2 separate regions of the Homo sapiens genome follow, and region 2 is linked to region 1. Evidence: read pairs that join two places in POLR2A ChIA-PET (ENCODE). Cell type or tissue: MCF 10A. All regions are shown on one strand. Region 1 has its middle 5.0 kb from the start of AHCYL1. Region 2 has its middle 19 kb from the start of EPS8L3.

The links. Peaks named below come from ENCODE experiments on the same cell type or tissue, not always from the same donor. Only the 100,000 strongest peaks of a DNase experiment are listed, where the experiment ranks them.
Region 2: POLR2A ChIA-PET joins it to region 1 with 15 read pairs; 31 of 35 experiments call an interaction of 5 or more read pairs at or near these places.

What each region holds. Positions count from the first base shown.
Region 1 is chr1:109,978,465-109,980,964 of GRCh38, reverse strand. No RefSeq gene overlaps it. Among named protein-coding and RNA genes, the nearest start is that of AHCYL1, 5.0 kb to the left of the region's middle. In MCF 10A, a CTCF peak has its summit at 129 (motif pointing right); DNase peaks (open chromatin) are centred at 144 and 1,054.
Region 2 is chr1:109,782,168-109,784,667 of GRCh38, reverse strand. No RefSeq gene overlaps it. Among named protein-coding and RNA genes, the nearest start is that of EPS8L3, 19 kb to the right of the region's middle. In MCF 10A, no CTCF peak of the experiment used is centred here; a DNase peak (open chromatin) is centred at 1,117.

The sequences.
Region 1 (2,500 bases):
CAGCTTGGGACATGTTGAGTTTGATATGTCTGTGGAGGGCACTGTCCCTGAGTCTCAGGGGAGCCCAGGTTGGCACCTTTTGGAACTGCCCGCTCCCTGCCAGTCAGGCTCCCCACCAGGGGGAGGCTGTGCTCCTCCTGAAGGCCTTTCACCTCCTGTCGGCCAGGTGTTATGTTAGCCCTCTGGAATGAAAGTGCAGAAAAACTGCAGAGATCTTGGGTGACAATGGAAGTTCGGAAGAAGGTGAAGAGGGCAGTGGCTCTGTCTCTAGCTCTCCAGCATGGGCAAACCCTCCAGCTCCAGGCTTCTTTCTGTCCCAGAACTGCTACCTTGCACAGCTCTAGGAGGCACCACTGACATTGTAATTATTGTGAAAGGTGCCCTGGAGCACCACTTCAGATTGGTCACCTACCTCGCTGGCCCTTAGGGACCCCCAGAGGGTGGGCTCCCGGTTGCACCTCTGTGGCTGTGGGTGCTGGTCCTCAGGCTTCCTGGCTCCTACTTCCCACCGAGCTCCCTCCCTCCCTACCCTCAGCCTTTTCTCCTTCCCCTTCTCCAGTTCCAGTGGGAAAACATTCCTCCTTCTCTGTCTCCCCCTCTGCTTATTATTGTCATATTTATTAGGATCACTTACTCTTTATTATCATTTTGAACATTATAGGAAAGAAAAATCCATGAAGATTTTTTAAAAATTTCTTTTCATCTTGTTAAGTTCACTCCTAGTTCTTAGCAATTTGCAGAAACTCATTTTTACATACCTGTGATTGGTAGGTTCATGTCCTTTTGTATTCTGCTTTGATCAAATTACAATATTTCAAAAACACATGACCCGAACGGAGAGCATTGACATACTTGTTATTATTGTCCATGTTTTCCAAGCTTTCTGTCATATTGCTTTATGAGTTTGCTTAACTGTTTTCCTATTGTTCGGTATTTGAATTGTTTCCAACTAGTGCAATATAATGGAATGGAGGGAGGTGGTTTCGGAGTGGGTGTGGGGATGGCTTTCAAGCAAAACAGGCGAAGATGGGTCACAGCACCAGCTCCTGCCAGAGAAAGGGAGCAAAAATGTAAGTAGTGGGGGCAGTTATAATGACTGTAAACAAGGACCAGGATAAGGAGGCACCTTTTGGCCCTAGAGGATCTGAGGTCCTGTGTCTGGAACTCGTGATAGCTGACTCATGGCGAGGCTGCATGGTGTGAGGAAGCAGGAAAACTGGGCAGAGATGTGGGCTCAAATCTTCACTCTGCTACTAACTTGGCCACTGGCATCCTGGACCTTTTTTGACCTCCTCTTCCTCATGCAAGACAGGTTGATAGCTCTCCATCTGGGGCTTGTAATGACCTAATCCAGTAAGATCATAAATATGCAAAAGCTTTGAACAAGTTGCAAATATTGTGCAAATGTAAGGTACTAAGATGTGGGTCCAGGCTAACCATGGAGGGCAAAGGAGCTATTGTTGAGAATTTGGAATTCTCTCTTCGCTCCGCTTCCCGGAATGACAGGAATAAGCAGAAACCCGTCTGCTGCAGGAAAGGATTGTCATTGCTGGTTTTGAGTACTTGTTGACATGTGGATGTGTTTCCTCAAAAGGGAGGGCTGACACTGCCCCAGCCATGAGAAATTGCTGCTTTCCTGGCCCAACCTGGCCCCGGGGTCTGGCTGTGTGACCAGCAGCCCCTTGGAACTTCCTCACATGCTTTTTTTCTAGGTTGGACCAGAGATCCTGATGTATCTTACTTCAGTTCCCAAAGCTGCCACACATTAAAGTTCATACTGAGAAGGCATCCACCAATTGTAAACAATGTTCAAGAAATCTGTTCTGATGACTGTTTGTGCTACTTTGTATGTTTTTTCCTGCTCTTAAGTGTGTATATGGGAGCGGGGAGGATGGAGGTGGGGATGGTGAAGAGTTTACCAAAAAAGTAGAAATTGTGAAACTGGCCTTGGACTTTGGCCTCTGCCCAGTCAGTTATTTACTGAGCATCAGCTTTGTCTCGGGAGCTGTGCTGAGCGCCAGGGATCCCACAGTAAACAAGACAGACACAGTTCCTGTCCTCATGGGGCTTAGAGTCCATAGCAGAGCTTTGTCAGAAAATCAAGGTTCCCAGTACTGTCTGAGAGGGCACACCCTCTCCTTGCTGTCTCCATGTGCCCCACCCTGAGCGGTCTTCCAGAGTGTGTGGCATGCTTCCTCTCCCTGCTTCTGAGGCTGTGTCTAGCCCCATGCTAGGGAAGGAAGAGCAGTCTCTCTCCCGAGTTCAGAGATGCTGACCCACCCTTGAAGTAGCCCCAAGTCTTTTAGAAGCTTCTGGGATACTGCTTCCCTGGCAGATGTGCTCCCCCAGGGCAATGGTGAGTGGGCTGGTGAGATGTAAGTGTCAGCTTCTGGGATAAGGGAGGACACTGCCTGTCTTTGCCTCTCCCAGGCCTGCCTCTCTACCCATAACCTGCAACCTGCCTCTAGGACTGGAAATAGTCCTGGAATCGCAGAGACAC
Region 2 (2,500 bases), 200 kb after region 1:
GAAGTCAGCTCCTGTGTGTGGCCAAGTCTGCCCTTCATCTGCTTGGCTCAGAAGCCACATTCTTCACTACCATGTCCCAAATGTCAGGACTGGTGTCCCCTCAGTCTGGCTGTGATGGTTTTGCTGGGGCCCGGGATAGAGGAAATGGGAGGAATACACCTATTGCATCGCACTGTACATGGGAGGGCCATTCAATTGCATTGTCAAGATAGATTTGTATATTTAGTGAGATAATTTTCCTGCAGACCAAAGCAGAACATTTGGAAGAATGAGCAGCTCTTTCTCGCTCCCTCCTCAGAGACTCCATTTGGGCTCAGGCGGGGCAAATGGAGCCAATGAAATAAGGTTTCATGGAAGTCAGAGCAGGTACAGTCTATGTCATCTCACCAGCCCTGCTTTAAAGAAAAAGTAACGTAGAAATTAAAGTGAAAAGACCTTTACATGGAGAAGGAATTTGCACGCGTAATATAGGGAGGTGTTCCTTAGGTATGTTACAGGATTACTTTAAACCATTTGACTTACGCTCCAAAGTAACTGCAATGTTGGTAGTATAACAAATTCTGATGAATAGCTTTAATTGTGTGTTTAAAGGTCTCATCATATGTTCACATGCTTAAATCTGGGTATCAGAATTTAAGTAATTCTTGAAATGTATTGTCTCCTTAATATACTAATTACAAAGCAAAGAAAAAAAGAAAGAAAGAAAAGAAAAATCTCAGGCATCTCTGGGGAGTCATTTGCCACCGAGGCATATTTCCAGGGGACAGACCCAGGTCTGCCAGCCTCAGCCCTTACCCTTGCTGTGCCCACTCCCAGGCTTGGGTCGCCCCAGTGGGGCAGGAGAGCTGTGACCCGAGGCAAAGAACAGGGCCAACCCTAATGCCCACAGAGCAGCCCAGGAAGGCTGGGGGACATTCATGGGAAGAGAAAGGGGATTTTTCAGAGCCCAAGGTCTCCTTCCCCACCCACCAGGGTCAGCGGGGGTACCAGTCCTCCGACAGGACGCCTGGCCACAGCACTGGGAACCTGGGCTCCCGGGCGTCAACTTGGAGTTCTTGTTGACTTCCTCAGACTCTGCCTCCTGCCAACCCCATTCATCACCTTCACTTGCCAATCCCTTAGGAATGTGGCAGTCTCTTAAAAGTCAGCCCTGGGTTAAAACAACAAACAAACCCGGAAGCCTCTAAGTCAGCCGCAGAGGCTCAGACAGGTCAGGAATCAGGGGCAGGTTTCTGGCCTCTCTTCTTCTCCCACCCCAACACCTGCAAGCTCAGCACTACCACCTTACCCCACACACAATCCCGAACACAGTGAAGCTGCCTTTAGATTGGGGGGTGAGTTTCCAGAAGCCTGAAAGCTACCTCCCCTTCCCAGGACACCCCCTCCCCACCACCCATCTATGCCTCTAACGCCTACTTAGGACACACAGGCCCATATTTGGAGAGTGGTGTCCAGCCTTCCACTCTCCAATCTGGGGCTCTGCAAACCCCCTCCCAACTTGCCCAGAGGCCCACACCTACCCTTAAGGGAATAGGACATGGGTCTGGCAACATTTCTTCAAGAAAGTAGGGAGGCTGAAGGATGGGCAGCGGGGGTGGGGGCCAGCTGGGAGGCTCTAAGGGTGAGCCCCATTCTGTCCGCCCCACACCGCACTCCTCCATCTCCTCCTTAACCCCCAGTAAAGTCCCACTGGGGCTGGCCTAGGGCAGGTTCAGTCCTGCCTCAGGGACCATCTGCTAAAGGGAAAAGGGACTCACATCTATAAGTGCCTATAAACAAAGGGGAAAATATGCAAACACCCGGCCCATTCACCTGAATAGAAGAATCCACAGCTGGCCAGAGGGGTGCACACAGGTGCTGACCAAACTGCTGGCTTGAGTGAGCTGGGCTGGCCCAAGGAAGTGCTAGCTAAAGGGCTAAATCAGAGGCTGTGGCTCCCATCCAGGGCCCCAGGCCTCCAGGGTTCCTTGAACCACTTAAAATATTTCAGAAAACCAATGGATACTCTACATTTAGCCATGGTGAGATTTCTGGGATTAACAAAAATTCCAATGCTTTGCTTTTGGCTGGAATTACATCAACTCAATGCAGAAACATTGGCTATCTGTACAGATAAATATTTGAGGTTAAGTATACATGGGTCAGATGGAGAAAACAGAAAAAGAACTAATAACTTGGCAACTGCTATTTAACAAAACCTTTTAAAACATAGAATTTGTAGTGAAAGAACTAAGAAAATGAATTTTAGAGACATTTCCTTAATACACAAAGAGCTTCTACAAATCAGTGAGAAAAAGAATAGCTGTCTCAAAAAATCCCTCTACACATGGGATTCACAAAAAAGAAAGAAAAAGAAGTTTAAATAGCCAAGATATATTTTTTTAAATGCTCAGCCTTACTTTTAAAGGCATTTAAATTTTCAAAATTTTTAAATTTTTACCATTTTTCATCTGTCAAATTAGCAAAGATTTAAAAGTTTGATAGTATCAGTGTTGGTGCA